Regions from separate parts of the Homo sapiens genome. Here region 2 is linked to region 1. A link is an interaction called in ENCODE POLR2A ChIA-PET data of the cell type or tissue named here. Cell type or tissue: CD4-positive, alpha-beta T cell. All regions are shown on one strand. Each heading gives the region's core, and the rest is flanking DNA. Links, peaks and the distances in the headings are about the cores only. Region 1 has its middle 26 kb from the start of MIR1255B1. Region 2 overlaps DTHD1 (death domain containing 1).

Evidence for each region. ChIA-PET counts read pairs that join two places held together with the same protein. Peaks named below come from ENCODE experiments on the same cell type or tissue, not always from the same donor. Only the 100,000 strongest peaks of a DNase experiment are listed, where the experiment ranks them.
Region 2: POLR2A ChIA-PET joins it to region 1 with 13 read pairs; 6 of 35 experiments call an interaction of 5 or more read pairs at or near these places.

What each region holds. Positions count from the first base shown.
Region 1 is chr4:36,395,145-36,404,937 of GRCh38, reverse strand. No RefSeq gene overlaps it. Among named protein-coding and RNA genes, the nearest start is that of MIR1255B1, 26 kb to the left of the region's middle. RefSeq lists an enhancer at 9,592-9,793. In CD4-positive, alpha-beta T cell, for the core only: CTCF peaks have their summits at 4,798 and 5,000 (motif pointing right); a DNase peak (open chromatin) is centred at 4,967.
Region 2 is chr4:36,343,295-36,353,087 of GRCh38, reverse strand. DTHD1 (death domain containing 1) reads right to left here. Exons shown (of 10, transcript NM_001170700.3): 10 at 5,577-9,586. The coding sequence ends at 9,264. Among named protein-coding and RNA genes, the nearest start is that of DTHD1, 67 kb to the right of the region's middle. RefSeq lists an enhancer at 4,380-4,529. In CD4-positive, alpha-beta T cell, for the core only: CTCF peaks have their summits at 1,596 and 1,799; DNase peaks (open chromatin) are centred at 1,797 and 4,277.

The sequences.
Region 1 (9,793 bases), core at 1,187-9,186:
TATATCATTTGTTATAAAAAGACTGCTTACATTAAATAGTTATCACTTTATTCACCGTTATCATTAGACTTTATAGAAGAAGGCAGTACTGATGAGGCTGGGTTATTTTTAACATTGCAGACACAGTGTAAAAATCAGCAGCTGGGAACTTGGGAGGCAGGTTGGATCCCAGAGCTACTTATAATCAGGATTCCTTAGATGAGGGCCATGAATTCATATATTTATGTAGCTGATTTCAATATGTAACCCAAGTATGGAGACTACTATTAAAAATATTTCTGCTTCTTGGATAATTTTCCCTAGATGCCAGTATCTTAAATACAAGTATAAGAAAAAAGCTGTTCAATACACACTGATAATGCTTTCAGAGCCCCTTTATTATGTGTCATTTCAGAATAGAAACATTTTTACACCAACAGAAGGAAACAATTGACAATAAATAAATGCACCATGTAAAATGAATTACATAGATTTAACCAAAGAGTTAGTAAGAGGTCCTAACTGGTTGTATTCTGAACACGTGAGTGTTTTATTTGAACTACAGAGTGTTTTGTCTTAGTTTTTAAGTTAAAATAGTTGCAAACATTTCAGGGTAACACACAAAGTATGTACTTCCATTTTCCTTTGAACAGAACTTGACATAATTCCACCAGGTCCACTATCTCAAATGGCAACAGCAGATATGTCTGAGCTGCAGCTGTCCCACTGAGAATGGCATATTCATGCCATATTCCTAGAGTTTCTAGTCCTTCCCAAGCCTATGTTCAGTGCTGCCCATGGGGATTTGATTTTATGACCTCTGAGTTCATGAATCACAGACATACAATCAATTAGCTAATTCATAATATGAAGCTATTAGGGCTATGCATAGCAACATATTAAAGTCTCAGAAGCATAATCATCAGATAAAAATAAAACTACCTGCAAATGAGTATATAATGATAGCATTTATGCAAATTTTAGAACGAAAAAAGCAATATTTTACTTTTAAAAAATATATAACTGTTGTATTGTTTGTAGATATAGGCATAAGTAATAAAAAATTTAAAAAGTGGAAAAAACACACACTAGTGGCAGGATCATAAATGTTTCCAGTTAGAGAGAAAGAGGATATAGAAGAGTGACCGCATTCTATTGCTATCTGTTTATTTTCTTTATCTATTCTATTCTGTTTATTTTATTTATGTATTCTATTGCTGTTTATTTTCTTTAAAAGATAGAGACAGAAAGGGAGAGAATCAAACAAATGCAATAAAATGCTATCATTTGATAAATCTATGAGAGAGTATTTTTCATTACATTTTCTGTAATGTTCTGTATATTTGAAATATTTAATAGTTACAATCAAAGTATATAGAGTTAGAATTCTAGAATAAATTCATTCTTCTTCATTAAAAAAAAAGTAAAATCCATTTCCAGTGGTGAGTAAACAAGTGTCAAGATCCCTTCTGTTTCCAAGCGGGTACTGTGCCATCACAGAGTCTGTCTGTGGTCTGTGTCCCTGTCATTTGTGACCCAAGCTAAGTTGTGCTGAAAGATGTATTTTTTTCCTATTCTAGAGTATTTTGTGAAGTTTTCATTTGGAAACTCAAATCAAAAGTGCATGCTCCAGAGAAGACATCAACTCATAAGCCTCATCTATTTTTAGCTTTTATCAACACCAGAATTTTGGTCGATTAACATAATGGATATTAGAAATGACTAGCTGTAGTGGGTTGTTCTGTTTCTGGAAGGAATAATGAGCTTGTGGATTTTAGGTTGCTGATGAACTAAGACGTTATGTGTTTTACTAAATAATAATGAATTACAACTTTTAGTTGTTAGTCTGGCATGTAAAGAACTTAGAGGTCACCACTCTGTCATAACAACAAGTAAAAAAGCTGAAAAATCTGAAAAATCATCCATTCTTCTTAAATCCATATGAGAAGTGAGGTCACAGGGAAAATCACTGTCCCCAAAATAAGACAGACAGAAAGGCAAATACAGAGACTCACAAGCTACTGGAGCAGAAACCTGAGTGGGAACCAGTACTAAAGTAGGAAAACTTAAAATGTAATTGACTAATGGGAAGCTAAGAATGGGCAAGACTGGGAGTAAATACTCCAGCAGGGTCCCATCGTAGGGGAAAGTATTAGGCCATTTTCACACTGCTGATAAAGACATACCCAAGACTGGGTAATTTACAAAAAAGAAGAGGTTTATTGGACTCACAGTTCCACGTGTCTGGAGAGGCCTCACAATCATGGCAGAAGGTGAAAGGCACATCTCACATGGTGGCAGACAAGGGAACAGAGCTTGTGCAGGGGAACTCCCCTTTTTTAAAACCATCAGATCTTGTGAAACTTATTCGCTATCATGAGAACAGCATGGGAAACACCTGCCCCTATGATTCAATTACCTCCCACTGGGTCTCGCCCACAACACGTGGGAATTCGAGATGAGATTTGGGTGAGGGCACAGCCAAACCATATCAGATACCCCCACACTTTTCTGGCTTTACCTACAGGAGATGAAGTAGATTCGCCCAGTAAACATTAGAGAGAAGTCTCCAGCTTCCAACGGGGAAAGGATTCTGTTTTTTACAAAGCCTGCCCCCTAGAGAAACTATTTTATCAGATCCTGATCTGAAGGGGTTTTATAGGAGCCTAACATACTTGGGAAAGGGAAAACCCCAACCCTAACCCTCTCTAGTTTTTCATATGGGGGATGAAAAACACTTGACTCCATCACCCTGTAGCCATCCCATACTGGTCGATAAAACTGAGAGACACCTGTGAAGTTCACAGTCTAGGGACACAAGCTCACTAAAAGACTGAGACATAATCACAGGACTCTAGAATACTAGCTAACCCCCAACACCTTACCGGCACATCACTAAAGGCCTATTTACTAGAGTTCCTTTTACCCACTACATCACAAGAAATTATAAGGCATACTCATAAAAAAGCATGAAATCATGTCCTTTGCAGCAACATGGATGCAGCTAGAGGCCATTATCCCAAGCAAATTACTGCAAGAATAGAAAACCAAATACCACCTGTTCCCTCTTATAAGTGAGAGCTAAACATTGAGTACACAGAGAACAATAAACATCAGGGACTACTTGAGTGTGGAGGGTAGGAGAAGAATGAGGGACAAAAAACTACCTACCAAGTGCTATGCTTACAACATGAGTGATAAAATCATTTGTATACCAAACCTCAGTGACACACAGCTTACCCATGTAACAAGCTTGCACATGTACCCTGCAAACCTAAAATAAAAAGGTGAAGAAAAGGAAAGTAAAAATGCCCTAATGCTAAAAAAAAAATAATAATTACAAGGCATACTAAAAGGCAAAAAACACAGTGTAGACAAGGAAGTCATCAGAACCACTCTCAGACATGGCTGCGATATTGGAATCATCACACTGGGAATTTAAAATGATAATGATTAATGTGCTAAGGTGTCTAATGGACAAAGTACACAACATGTAAGAAAAGATAGGTCAGGTAAACAAAGAGATGGAAATGCTAAGAAAGAATCAAAAGGAAATGCTAGAGATCAAGAACACTTTAACAGAAGGAAGAATTATTTGATGGGTTCATTAGGAGACTGGACGTGGCTGAGGAAAGAATCTCTGAGCATGAGAATGTGTTAATAGAAAATTATAAAACCAAAATGTGAAGAGAAAAATTACTGAATAAATGGAACAGAATATCGAATAACTATGAGGCAATGACAAAAGATGTAGCATATGTGTAATGAGAATGCTAGAAAGAAGAGTCATGAACAGAAGAAACATTTGAAGTAATAACAACTGATAATTTCCCTCAAATTAATGTCAGACACCAAACCACAGATCCAGGAAGCACAGAGAAAACCAAGCAGGATAAATATCCAATAATTTGCACCTAGCCTGAAAATAAAAGGTCAAGAAAAATCTTGAAATGAGTCAGAGGAAAAAAAAAACAACTTGCCTATAGAGGAGCAAGATAAAAATTACATCTGACATCTCAAAAATCATGCAACCAAGAAGAGAGTGGAGGGAAATATTTAAAGTGCTGAAAGAAAAGATACATCAACCTAGAATCCACTACCCTGCAAAGTTATCCTTGAAAGTCAAGGAGAAATGAAGTCTTTCTCAGACAAACAAAACTGAGGGAATTTGTTAACAGTAGATCAGTCTTACAAGAAGTTATTTAGAGAGAAAAAACGTGACACAGCTCAGGAACTCAGATCTGCATGAAAAACGGAAGAGGATTAAAGAAGGAATAAGGGAAGATAACAGAATTTTCAGTTTTCTTATTCTCAATTGATCTAACAGATAACAATTTGTTTAAAATAATAATAGCAACAATGTATTTGATGATTATAGCTTACGCATTAGTGAAATAAATGACATCAATGATACAAGGGATGGGAGGGAGGAATTAGGAATATTTTCTTATTATAAAATACTTGCACCACATACAAAGTAAAATAATTTTATTAGAAAATAATAATGAATTACTCTTACTGCTCTTGTTCAACCTCTTCCCTCTGCTCAGAATGTCCTCCCAGTCTCTGGTCTAAATGGAAAACATCTCCTCTTCCCTTAAAACCCTAAGAAACATTACCTCTTCTATAAAATTTTTCCTGGTCTTCCTTCCCAGCCATCTATTATGTGGAAATACTTTGATTTCTTTCTTTCCGTTGATTTTTCCACATTGTATGTAGATGTCTACATTAGTGCATATTTCTCTGTGTTGTATTTTTCTGTTAGGAATAAGGTTTACTTATTACTAATCTTTATACCCCAAGACTTTAGAAAACTGTAAAGTCACATATATATAGAAGTTATTATTGATATACTGCTAAGACTGCACTAGGGTTTCTTGAGTGTATCTCTTTGGGACAGCCCCCACTTATATTTTCCTATGAAATGCTAGACATAAAAGAGAAGCTCAAAGTCCAATTGCCTGAATTAAGAAAAGTACTGCGATGATGACTTTTGTCACCAGAGGGCATCACTGGCTCAGCAGCTGCTTCTCTAATGCTAAGACATTTTAAAACTTTGTATTTAAGGTTCCTTGACTAAGTCAAAAAAGTATTTATTGAACATATAGCTTGTGCCAAGAAATGTTCTAGGTCTTGGGAAATACAGCAATAAATAAAAGTGACAAGGTTTCTCTGTTTGATCTTGTTTACATTTCACTCAAAACTGATGGTTGGAAACAGCCTAAATTCTGTCAGTCTTAAGAATCTAAACTTGCCTAGATTTTGTTTCCAGTGTGGGAAACTGGGTTAGTTTTGAGTTCTCCTTTGGTCACTCAGTCAATAAATACTTACTGAAAGCCTACTATGTGCTATATTTGGATTGAGTATTCGATAGACATGACAAGGTGGCCTTAGCTTTCATGGAAGTTACAATATAGTAGAGAACACAAAAATTAATTTTAAAATGTCCATTTGTGGCCAGTGATAAAAACGTAAATAAATTACAAGGTGACTTGTACAAGAGGGTAAGCCAATTGTTTTTTAGAGTTTAGGGAAAGCTTTTTTGAGGAAAGAGAACGTAACTCCACCACCACCACCAAGACGAAGGATGAGCAGAAATAACTTGGGGAAGAATTTCTATGAGGATGTTCTAGAGAGAAGTAACTAGAAAGATTCTAATAAAATATGGCATGATGCCAGAATGAGGGAAGAACTGTCTAGTCACAAAGAGAGTTTGGCATAGCATAGTAGCTACATAGGAAGCTGTACTAACTTTTCTTTGTGATGATCTGGGATATGCCTGCTAATCTGGCGCTTTACCTAATGTCATCTCAGCCATACAACAGCCTCACGACACATGTAGAACCGTAAGAGTTTGGGACAAGACTGAGGGTGTCACTGAATGAAATATGGTAAATCTCATTGAGTTTAAATAGAAGACTAGCTTCTATAGTAACAAGATATGGAATAAACAGCCAATAAAATAAAAAATGTACAAAAAATTTACAACAAAAAATGCATTATAACACCAGATAATTCAAATTAGTTCCACTTTAAGTAAGAATAGTCATTAATCATCTCAAAGGTACTGGAAATTAAGGATAAGGCCCACAAGAAACCAAAGTACTCTCATGTATTTGAAGAATGAGACATGACATTTTAGGTATATTTAGCTAGCTTCAAGAATGAAAAAAATAAATTTGTTACATTTTTGCTTTTTTAAAAAAAAAAATACACCCAAGAGATCACCCTCTTCCAAACAGGGAAATCTCTGTTGTAAATAAAATACATTATTAAACTTGCATGTTTTTTTCTCATTGACTTCCTTGGAAAGTGATTTGAGAACTAGATGAAGTGAGAAGAAAAATTAAAAGGAAATATAAGAAGAAAGAATTTAAGAAAGCTAGATAAGAAAATAAAATAATGTCAAAACAGAGATAAGGAGAATACAACAGTTGTACATATAATTAACTAGTAGAATTATTAACCATCTATCGAAGAGCTAGTAAGTGCCAAATACTGGATTAAAACATGAAAAGAAAATAATTACAACAATTTTTAAAAGTAATAATATTGTCTTCTTGTCTCCAGAATATTCCAGATATCAGAAGGGCAAGAAACATAAAAATAATTGTGATGCAACATGATGAATTCTATAATCCAGGAAAGTATAATATAAGGTAGCTGTAAGGAGAGACTGAAATGAAGAGATACACTACTGTTACTTTTGTCTGTTTAGCATTTCTTTTCCTTTCTTTCTCTGGTGACCAAGCTAATATTTTCTGGGGCGAAACAATTTCATGTGGTTCTATGGAGCCAAAGACGAGACAAACAGGGCTTTTAAGAGGTCTTGTGACAGTAATTAGTTCAATGATGATCATGTTATCCAAGCCGCACTAATTTGCTTTTTTGTGAACTTTTCTTCAATTGCTATCTTAAAGACTATTTTTCCACAGAGGTTTTAAGTTCGAAAGATATGAGTATAGGGCTTGATGATGAGAGGGACAGGATGTGAAGGAGCTCCGGGATCTAGCCATGACTGAAATCTGCCATACTCCGTAACTTGCAAGAAATTTAGTGTGAAGTATTCTTACCCTACTTCCAAGTGAAAATAATTCTTACTTATACAGAATATATTACAATCTATTCTTGTTACATGCATTTAAAAAAATCTTGAATTTCAAACTTGAAAATGTTTTTAAAGATAATAAAGTCGTAATTTCTGCATTAATAGGCCATCGAATCCTGATATTTTGCATTGTTCATTAAGCAAATCTAAAATAGTTCAAAAATATAAAAAAGCAAAGCAAGTTTATGAGATATTAGATTACGAGACTTCTGGGATTACACAAAAAACACATGGCTTATGTCGGATTCTGAGGTCATGAATTTCTCATGCAGATAAAAATACATGTAGGAAATGAGGTGGATTAGTGAGTGAGTGCAGAGAAAGAGTCTAATTTAAAACTCATTATAAAATTTACCTACTAACAATGTAGGACGCTACACATGCAGTTATAAATATATCTTAACAGGCTACAAAATGAAACAGAATTTTTGAAGTGTTTAGCTCCAAGCATAAAGCTGCTGGAGTTGACAAGTTCATTTTTAATATTTGATTTGAAAATCTTGGGCACAGCAGTAACAACTTAAGATGCAAATTAAATTTTTCAGGAAACAGGAGAGACAGACATTTTAATTGCATTTCCCATGAATAAAATGTTATAAAGTCCCCCACTGGAAGGGAAGCAGCTTTGTTTCACAGTCTAAATTTCATTTTGGATGGTTTGGGAGGAAGTCTTAATTTTACTCTCTTTTTTCCTTATTTTCTTCTCCAGTTTGTATTAAGAATCCTCCTATACCCTGATGTCTTAGGATGTTGTCAGAAGAACTACCAGGACACAAGCTTTATTTTAAAAGGAGTTAGTTACAAATGAGACCAAGTGAATGGGCTACATGTGACCTAGGATTAGAAGTGAATGCCTTGGAAAGGCAGTTCCCTCCAGATCTACCTGCCCAGCTAACAATGATCTTGGGTTTGCATTTCAACACAATCTGCAATTTTTTTGCTTTCAGAGATATCAGTGAGCCTAAACTAAAAATTAAGTCCCTTGTTCCTTGACCAACCAAGAGTAACCTGCCTTTTCTCCAGATATACATGTAGCCTGTCACGGCTTCATGTTCAACTCTTAAGACAAACTATATGGTCTGAATGTTTGTCTCCCCTCAAAATGCATATGTTGAACTCCTAATCCCTAAGATGATGGTAATAGGAGGTAGAGCCTTTGGGAGGTGATTAAGTCATGAGGGTGGAGTCCACATGAATGAGATTATTGCCTTTATACAAAAGGGCCTTGAGAGGTCCTTTGCCCCTTCCAACATGTGAGGTTACAGTGAGAAAATGACCATCTAGGAACCAGAAAGTGTGCCCTCTCTAGACACTGAATCTGCTGGCACCTAGATCTTGGACTTTCCAGGCTCCAGAACTGTGAGAAATAAATTTCTGCTGTTTATAAGATATCTAGTCTATTTTATTATAGCAGCCTGAACAGATAAAAATGCTATTACTAACTCTATTAGTGCTATAATGACTTACTCTATTTTCTCCCTGATATATTCAGAGGCTCACTCATGGGAGACTGCCAATTGATGTTCAATACTTTCCCCGTAACACAGTAAACATAGAGATACATAAGGGCTTGCGAAGAAAAGAGCAGTAGAAGAAAAAAATGACCTTAGGAATTACATTTTCAAAGGCAATAAATTGTCATGTTCCTGTTATTGATTGACAGTGATCAGATTGCAGACTTCAGGACCCAAAGCAATATCAAGAGAGGAAGTTACAGGATCAGAGGTGAGAGCATGTGGCTTTAGCTCAGGACCTGAGACTGCTGTGTGACACTTGTGTAAAGTCAGTTCAAGCCCATGCTGAGCTGGTCATCACAGTGGCAGCTGGGATAAGAGACAGGTGAGGCTGAGAGGCTCTGGCATGGTGCATAAGAGGTGTCTAATACACAGGGATTGACAGAAAATTTAGTTCCAAATTTGGATACAACCACTGACCAGTGCAGAGAGTCTATACATGCATTTTGTGTATTAACTCCATTTCTTTTGGATATTTCCAAAACTTATTCAAATTTTTTTGTCTTGAAGCAAACAAGACTCTGCAATGTTAACCAAATGTATAACCAAAAAGAAAAGGTGCTATTGATCATACTGCACTATATAAAATATATAAAGGGAAGGCAAGATTCAATGTCACATATGATAGAGAAAATTTTACATTTTGACATGTTTGAGATAGTTGGAATCTTACCAATACAAATCTGGTATCAGGGGCTTCTTTTCCCTCTCATGATCAAAGACATTTAGTATATTGAAAATATCTTTCAGCTTTATTTTTATATCTATTTGATATAATTGTAACTCAATGATTACTTCACGATTTTTTAAATGTTAATAATGAAGTTTTTATTGTGTATTTATAACTGTATGTAGAGTATATATGTACATATCTATAATTTACGTATATAGATAACATATATATGCAGATGTATATGCATGTGTATGTTATGTTTATGTATGTTATCTATATACATAAATTATAGACATATACTATGTAATGCATATATGTGTTATTTACATACATAAGTTATAGATATATACAGATATATACATGCACAGAGAAAGAGAGGGAAAAAGAGCAAAAAAGTATCTAAACTTTATAATTTGCTACTCTGAGGAAATCATGAAGCTGATGGTTGTATCATTTATTCTAATTGGTCTAATGCATATCTTAACATATTATATTAAACAGAAAGTCAATTGCACTTCA
Region 2 (9,793 bases), core at 534-8,533, 51 kb after region 1:
CCTATGAGTTAAATCCATTTCAATTCATAATGTGGGGAATTATTGAGTGTATATGACAAGAGGATGGTAAATCTGAGAGAGTCATCCTACAATTCTGTATGCTATAGAATTCCATGCAATGGAGAAGACATGGACTTTGAAATCAGAAAGGGAGGGGTTAAAAACCTAACTTTGCCACCTGATTTATTTATAATAGGTGCTTAAGAAATATTTGTTGATTGAATTATGAGTGAAAAAGTGAACAAATGAACAAGGAATATGTAAATGAATGAACTTAACATTTCAAAGCCTGTTTCATCATTGAGAAAGAAAAATAATAGCGCTGAACTGAAGGATGCTTATGAGAATAAAGTGAGATTATACACAAAAAGATCTTGGCACATAGTTAATATTCAATAAATTGGCACCTAGTATTAATCTTTCTACAGTGGCATAAAAGTGGCTTACCACTTTTATAAGGACTTCTAATGTCTCTGGTTTGCTGCAGCAGTCTGCTGCTAACACCAGCAATAATTTCAATCTTTGCATTTTCCTTCTCTTTCCCTTGCTTGTAGGGCTACTGGTTCTGCTACTTCTTTGATCAACATTGAAGTCAGATATCTTTAATAGCCATACAGTGTTTTCTTCCTTATGCTTAGTAAATTAGTTGTATCGGTCAGGATAATAGGGGTTTACAACAATAAAAAAAATGCATTTTTACATATTTGCATGCTGCTTATCACAAGTAGGCTATGGATCTCTCCCATGCTTCAGGACCTAGGCCAATGAAACACCCCTCCCTAAACCACTGATCCTCTCAAGGCAGAGAGGAAAGGAACATGGTGGAACCACCCCATGGCTCTTAAAGCTTCTGCTTAAATATGGCATTCATATTTCATGGGTACTCTAAATCATATCACCAAGCATAACATCCATGGGGCAGAATGCATAATTCCCCCACAGAAGAGCAGCAAATATTTTAATACAATCAGTCTCATTTTAGTGCTCATCTTTATATAGTTAATGGTTTTCAATTATGCTGCTCATTTTTGCTTTATGTTCAGGGGCTGTTTTACTGACACCACATTGTTGGTTTATGTGCTTAGAGATGTAATGTGGAAGGAGTCATAATATTCAGCTTTGTTTAGAATTTATCTCACAAAATACATTACTTTAAAATTATAACTAAAAATATTCTGGAAAATATCACCCAATTATTTGTTTAAAAATCATCCTAATTTAGATATTCACTTTTAATGTATGCTAGCCACTTTTTGTAAACCAACAAACCACAGAAGCACCCTTGTTCAGAACATTTCAAAATCAAGAAGGTAATTCTTTAGAATGTCAGTCAGTAGCATTTATTGGAGAGTGAATTTAATCAAAAGTACATTTATTTCATAGTACTATCCATAGTTTATATTTTCAGTTTCCATTTCCCAGTAATTCAGAGAAATTACAGTCAGTTCTAATGATCAATAATATATGTCATCATTACAGTTGCTTTGATTAAGGAAACAGAAGATACACTGTAATGTAAAGACCTCTATAATGCACCAGTTCTTGTAGATAGTACTTTGTTTCTTCACAGTGAATGGAAATTAGACATTTCAGAACATTAGAACACTACATTAGCCACAAAATAATGTACTATTGCATTGACAGTATATTGGCCATAGGTGAAATTATTCCCTCTAATTCTACAATAACTTCATAATTAAAAAAAAAAAAAAAGTATCCTGCAGAGCAGGTCTTTCACTACATAAAGGAATTTGTGAGGTCTTGAACATTTCCTTAATTTTATCTGTGACACAGAGGCCCCCTCGTGGTGGCATCTAGGCATTTGCAGTGACTATTTCTAAAGAAGAGTTTCAGGCTGACTGGCATAAACAGGGCCTTTCAGGTGGAGTGAGGCTTGGATCAGTTCAAATTTCTGAGGCTCTTGGCATATGTAAAAATTACCAAAAATAAGTCTAATAAAGATAGAATATATTGCGGTGTATTTTAAATTTTTTAGCATGTACAAATGCAGTGGAATATAATTTTATCCTTTAAATAGAGAGAAAAGGTCAAAAATATTAATTCAAAGTTTATAGATGGAGGTGACATGTATTCATAGAACCAGGTTTAAAGGTGCACACCGAGCAGCTTCCAGGGAAGTCAGTTAATCTTTGTGATAGTGGTGGGCTCTTCTCATTAACTACAATTTTAAATTTGAGTTCTGCTGTTGATGGGGGATTAAGCCAAGTGTTCCTCCTTCCCAACCAGTCCAATTCCGTGCCTCAGCTCCTCGGCTCCCCACTCCACCCTGCTTATTCTTGTGAACAGATAAATCATCTCAAATGAGGACTCTAAGAGGAAAAAATGGATATTCAGCATAGGACAGAGCTTGCACTGTTTCCTTTTTTTCCCTCCTATGTTACCCTTGGTTCAGTAGTAATCATGAAAAGTAAAAATAAAAATTGAGAAAGTGTTTTGGACAAGAAGTGGAATATGATAGGCAATGTCTTTAATCTTCCATGGTGAGAGTGTGACTTGAGGTCTTCATTAACCTTACAGAATACTCAGGTACATAGCCAAAGATTTTGAGTTAGAAGGTTGTTTTGGTCCTGTGAAACTGAATTTGAATATCCACTCCAGGGTATCCTGTATCCTGGGTCAGTTTGGCATATATCACCTTGCCTACAAATTAGAATCAACTGGGGAACTTTGTAATTCTGATTCCCAGAACACGCCTCTGACTAATTCAATCAGAATTTCTCAGAAAGGCTCCAGGAATCTCCTACAAATTCTAATACGCTGCTGATTTGAGAAACACTGGGCTGGAAAACAGAAAGGTCACAGGAGTGTCCCCATCAGGCTAAGACAACCAGGGACACACCTGAAATTCCACAAAGTTAGATTTCTTAATTCATTGCCATGAAGGGCTTGCACACAGAGGAACTGTGAGTGCCTCGGTAAACAAAAGCAAAGATGGAGTTATTTGAGTACACAGGAGGAGGGTGGACGCTAGTGTTTTGATAGGCTGAAAGCAAAGCAGAGCTGTGTATAAAGGGGTCAACATCAGGTCTGCAATGCAAAGTGGACCCAGAGTTTTCCTTCCTTGGCAAACAGGAATGTTGAGATAGATATGCAGTGTTGTATCCAGAAACCCTTTATCTGAAGCTCTGCAACTGGGTAGAAATCAAGAATGCTTTTCTGTGTCAAAATGACTTAGATCTTCCCGGCAAGAAAAGAATACGTCTTTCTCACAGATATGATTTCAGGCAGTAAGGTTTCTGATAATCCATGATTTGGGAGAACAAAAATGTCTCAGTGTATAAGAAAGCAGCAGTCACTCAAAGAAGGGGACATATTATAGCTGCAATATGTGCTTGGAGGAAACACTGATTCCTGTTAACTTTGCAGGTGGCTTCATCAGTGTCTGTTATTCCAGCTTGATGAATGGTGGGCCAGATTTTTACAGTCTGAGCTAATTTTTTTACCTTCTCAGACATGGCAACTATCCCCACAAAGTTGCTTCCAATAAGAAATATAGGGCACAAAAAGAGGATCCCAATAACATGTCAGTGTGTAGATGTTATTCATGAATTAATTCAGTGAAGATGTATTGAGTGCCTACTATGTGCTGGGTTCTGTGCAGGGAACTGAAAATTCACTGATGAACACTACTCAATCCTCAGCTCTCAAGAAACTTACAAACTGGTTGGAGAAAAGCACAAATAAATAGGCAATTACAACAGTGTATAGAAATGTTATAGCTGGATTTAAAATAGAGTTCCACAGACAATTAATCCAGTCCGGGGTATTCAGAGACTGAAAAAATATTATCAGACATTATGGAAGAGAGAGAAATGGTGGGGAGTTGGGTGTAGGGAAAGGGGTAGAAAGGTGGAAGTAAAAGAAAAAGGACTTTGAAAATATAATCATCTGGCTTCTAATCCAGGTTCTACTGCTGTAACTCAGAAAGAGTTTTCTCGCTTGTAAAGTAAGGAAAACAAAACAGAAACATTCACTGAGTGCCAGACAGAGTTCTAAGTAATAGGAATATATCAATTAAAAAAAGAGACAAGCACCCTGGAAATTAAATCAGGTGTTTATTTGCAGAAAGTAAATAAAAATGATAACTAGTAAGTAAATTATTTACTATGTTAGGTAATCAATGTCGAGAGGTAGTGGGGAGAGAATGCTAGCAGAGGAGTCCTGGGAGAGGCGGAGGGAATTGAGGACTCGTTGTGACATCTGTCAAAATGTGTAGGCAGTACGGGGCATTCTGGTGAGGTTAGATCACAGAAGTCATGCTTAGTTAAGCTAAGAGGGAATCCCCTGGCCTGTGTCAGCCACAATTTTGACCTTACTCAATATTTCCCTGTTCTTCTGACTTCAGAAAGGCTGACTTTGTACCTTAGATAAACTTCTTATTCTATAGCACAGTTTTGGACTTCTCATTGAGAACATTTCTGAAAAAGCCATCAGACAGCAGTTGACATTTCTTGCAAATACTGGTAGCAGTTGAACAGTTTAGGCAAAGCCCTGGTTTGCTTATAATGTTCTAAATTTCCGTTAGATGTTCTTCCCCTTTCTTTCATGCCCTACTTCAACCAAAAGCTGATTAAAACATGGTCCTCAACACCCACTCTTTCACCCCTAACCCTCATAACCAGAACAATGTGTAAGATATTTGGCTTGTCACATTCACTAGGATGGAGAGGCATTTTGTTCATTTGGTGGACAAGGTCAGGGATGCTGAATGGTCTGCAATTTATGAGCCAGTGCATGTTAATTTTTTGAAAACGGATTTCTTTCACAATGCCAATAACATCTCATTAAGAAACACTGGATTAGAAAAACAAAACTTTATCCAAAAGATTTAGCTATTTTGAAAATTAGATTATAATGTGCTCAAAGCCTACCTACCTCATTTGTTAAGGTATTTCTATTTTAGTCTAAAATACTTCAGAAGGGTGAGGCATGGTAATGCCTGTAATCCCAGAACTCTGAGAGGCCAAGGAAGGTGGATTGCTTGAGCCGACGAGTTCGAGACTAGCCTGGGCAACATGGTGAAACTCCATCTCTATAAAAAATACAAAAATTAGCCAGGTGTAAAGGCCTGCACCTGTATTCCCAGCTATTTAGAAGGCTGAAGTGGGAGGATCACTTGAGCCTGGGAGGCCAAAGCTACAGTGAGCCGTGACATCATGCCACTGAGCTCCAGTCTGGGCAACAGAGTGAAACCCTGTGTGAAAAAAATTAATTAATTAATTAATTAATTAATAATAATAAAATACTTCAGAATATACAAGGAAATATGTATGTGTTCATTTAAGCTACATTTTAGTGATAGTCAATTGCTGTAATCAAGAATTTACACTCCAGATGCTGTAAGTATCTAATCAAGATGACTATGGACATAGGTTTTGGTAATTCAAATAATAAATGTTACAAGATTTTATTTATAAAATTTGATGCTTAATAATTAGCAAAATGGTGACTGTAATGGTTTTTTCAATAGTGAAATTGGTGTTATTAAAAATGTATAGATTCTAAATGGTAGTGCATTCTTGCGCTTCCATGATATGAAATAAACACATGAATAATGATGTTCAAAGTTTAATTGCTAAATGGTCCTGAATATAGAACACGGTTAAATGAACTATGGTAAACTATCACTTTGCTCTTAGGTATATATTGGGACTACAGTCTAATTGATATGAAAATTTTAATATATGCATATAATAGAATATTATACATTAATGAGAATGAACCATTGCCACACACAGCAAAATGGATGAATTTCAGCAACATAAAGTTGAATAAAAAGTCAAACATAAAAGAATATATACTGCAAAATTTCATTTTAACCAATTTCAGAAATTGATTATACTAAAATTAATTGTGCTATGGTTATGAAATAGGATATTATACAGTCATTAAAACATTCGAAGACATTAAAAACTCATAATTTAATAAGACAGTAATTTTAAAAACTGTATATATAATATATGACTCCCATTCTGGGAAATAAAATACATGTATACGTTGCTAGGAGCATAAGAAAGGTGTGCAGAGAGGTATCAATCAGGGTCTCAATGAGAAATATAGTGATATACTCAAATTAGAATAATAAAAGGAGGCTTTATTTTAAAAAGGGGAGAGCAGGATGTAGGGGAACTGCAAGGAATAACACAGTTACTCCAAACAACAAGAGAGCTATTACCACCCTTAGACTTGAAGAGACAAGAAGAAGACCAGTTACCAAAGCACAGGAGAGAGTTGGCTAGAGGTGGCCTTCTTGAGAGGAGCAGTGGTTGCAGGCCAGGGACACAGCCAGGCCAAGATGAGCACAGGGAGGAAAAGGGGAATGGTATAATTCACTCTCCTTCCTCCTGTCTGTCTTCTGCTGGGGCTTTGCATTAGCAAAAGCGAACAAGGCATCTCTGATGTGGTCCATACAGGTTGGCTCACCAGACAGAGAAATGGGTATGCAAAGGTATGGGTGTGTCTATCAATACTGAGGGTGTTCAGGGGCAGGTCTCAATCCAAGTGGCACAGATTACACATGGGATTGATTTCCTGGATTATCTTAAGAGAGGAGATGCTGCAGGGATGATCAATTGTTTTCTCTATGTACCTTTTTATTGCTTTACTGTAACAACAATATGTGCAGTATTTGTTTTAATTCTGGGGGAAAAATGTATCTGTGTTGTGAAGAGGTGTGTATATGTGGCTGTGAGTGAATGTATGTGAGTGTATGTGTGAGAGAGAGAAAGAAAGACGGGAGGGTTATGACAGGGAGTGTTTTAATGAGATTGTATATGTGCAGGTGAAGTGGTAACGGTAAAGTGAGATGTCGTGTGTGTGTGTGCATGTGTCTGTGGGGGAGGCATATTAATGAGTGTATGCGTATATGAAATGTGGAGGTGGGGTATATGTGAACGAGGACATTTGTGAGAGTGTACAAGTGGATCTGAAACTATATGTGTGTGAGGGGTGTGTGTGTGTGCACATGTATTTATGTATGTGAATAGGTGTGTTTCTGTGAGAGAGTTGGGAGCTGGGTGTGCAGGAGGGGTGTGTTTGTGACAGCATATGTGAGGTGCACAAGTGGACCCGAAACAGTGCTGATAAAGGGTAGGCCTGTGTGTTTGAGGGTGCATTTGTGAGAGGTGTGTGGCAGGGATGTGTGTGATGGGACATACATATTAGCATGTGTGCATGCAGGTGAACACATATGTGAGTGTCCTTAGATACATCTATACCGATAGAAATAGAAATATTTTCTTCCAGAAAAAAAGAAAAACTAGAAGAAATTATGCCAAAAATGTTAATAATAGTAATCTCTAATGACAGGATAAGAAGCAACTTTCATTTTCTTTACTTTTTTGTTCGATTGTAATCAGGAAAACAATGAACATTTTAGTCTGTTTTCTTTGCCCCAAGAATACATGAAAATACATATTGTACCTTTTTGGCAGCATGTAAAAAATCTTGACTAATAAAATATTCCTTTATGGGACTATGTTTGAAAATGGGAATCGCCTTTTTTGATATATACCTGAATAGATATCTAAATCCCTGGTTAATTTGTAGAAGGAAGTCTTGCGTTTAAATTTGAAAGAGATTAAAACATTTAATTTTGTAATATAACTCAATTAATTCCTAGGTATTCAATAACTGAAACTAATTGCTACCGATGTTTTCAAGCCAACGACCTAATGGTTTTTGCATTAATGAGTCAGTGAAACTAGTTCAATGTCCCATTTATATCCAACTGCTTCAGAGAGCTAAAGGGCGTTAGGCTTTCCAAAAACTCAAAGCTTATACTAGACATTAATAGCGATTATCAATAGAAAGAGGGGTTTAGATAAGTTTTAATTTTTTCTTTCATTTTAATGTTCTATTTACAGATGTTTTGTTTATTTTTAATGATGTATATCTAGGGCTTATGTAATAAGGCTTCTGTTAACTAATTTTAAAGCAGGTTTTCTTCCTAAGTAGAAGAAATAGGCCTTGAATTCTTTCACTGATAACTTATTTTCTCTGCACTGCCTCATTTCGCTAATAACAAAATATGGAATTTTCCCTCTTCCAAGTTATATTTTTATAAAGGAAAAGTCTGTGCCAGTAAATGGCTGAAGTGTTATTCTATTTTTAATTTATTTCGAGCTTAGAAAGGTTTTTTTAAAGTGAGTTACTACCACCGACATCAAGTCTTTCAGTCCAATTTATTTTGTATTGTTTACTGTAGGCTCTATGGTATCTATGTAACTTGAATTGGTTGCCTGAGTCAACCAAAAATAAAATTCTAAGTCTCCCAACTATCTGAACAAGCCCCTTCTCTCAGCCAAGGGCATTTCAAAGTTATCCTGAAAAACTAGTTTAGGCCATGCTGGGAAGGGGAGGTTGGACATGACTCCATAATACCCTCCTCTCTTTTGGAATTCAGGAAAAGCTGGCCAGCATAAATTTCAACAGACCTTAGGACTGATCAGAAATATTTACAATCTATTCCCTCTAAAGTCTGCTACCTGGAGGCTTCATCTGCATTATAAAACTTTGGTCTCCATAACTTCTTATCATAGCCCAGGCATTTCCTTCCTATTGATTCCAGGTCTTTAGATAATAACTGTTCAATCAATGCCAATCAAGAATCTTTAAATCTACCTGTGATCTGGAAGCCCCTGCTTTGAGTTGTCCTACCTTTCCAGATTGAGCCAATGTACACCTTACATGTATTGATTGATATATTATAACTCCCTAAAATGCATAAAAGCAAGCTCTACCCCGAACACCTTGGGCATATGTCATCAGGATCTTCTGAGGCTGTTACGGGCCTGTCCTTAACCTTGGCAAAATAATCTTTCTAAATTGATTGAGAACTGTCTCAGATATTTTTGGGCTCACACTTGAAGTCACAGAAAACTAGTTTAATTTTATGTAGATACCAATTAATAAGTAATTACATATATCAGATCTTTTCTTCACACTTAGCTTTTAAAATGTGAACAAGTCAAACTCAATTGCAAATGCTATTAAGTGAGGCCAAACTCAAGACAGTCATGGTTGCAAAACATAATCACTCAACCAGAGAGGAGCGCTCACACCCAGGAATGCTTTCTATTATCTGATCCGTGCTTCTCCCTTTGTCTCACATCATTAAATAGCACATCATTAAATAGACTGACTTCAAATAATATCATTCGGAAACTTCCAGGAAAATGTTGACAGAAACAAAAACCCACCGTGTGCCTTTTCCTAGGGGTAAAGGAAGAGAGATCAGGCTTTTACTCAGGGGCTACATCAAAACACTGCTGTGGTTCAGTGAACACTTTATTTTCCCACTTGAATTTGAGCTCTTCTGCAAGATCACTCCTGCCAATCTTGCGGAGATGTCGAGCCAGGAGGCGAAGTTTGTCGGTGAAAGTTGGAAGCGATTTTTTCCAGAAGCAAAGAAACTCGTGGATCTGTTCTGTGAGATCATCAGGGTTCTTGAGTTTGATGAGCTGAATGGTGCTACGGCGCAGAGGGAGAGTTGAGGAAAGAGACTCAGCATTTTCTTCTGAGAGCTCCTCAGCCAGCCAATGGAGCAAGTTATCCCAAAGGGCTTCTGTCAGGCACAGGAGGAACACTCACGGTTAGGACCCTCTCCTGGGGGATGCATGGGTCTAACCCTCCACACCTGTTTATAGGAAGTCTCCCTGCTCTTTTGTTTGGCCTTGGAGCAGTGCAGAGATATGAGACTACCTGGAGCAACAATCAAAAGCCTCTGAATCCCTGGCATTCTGGGATCATCTCCTGAGGGTACTAGCTATTG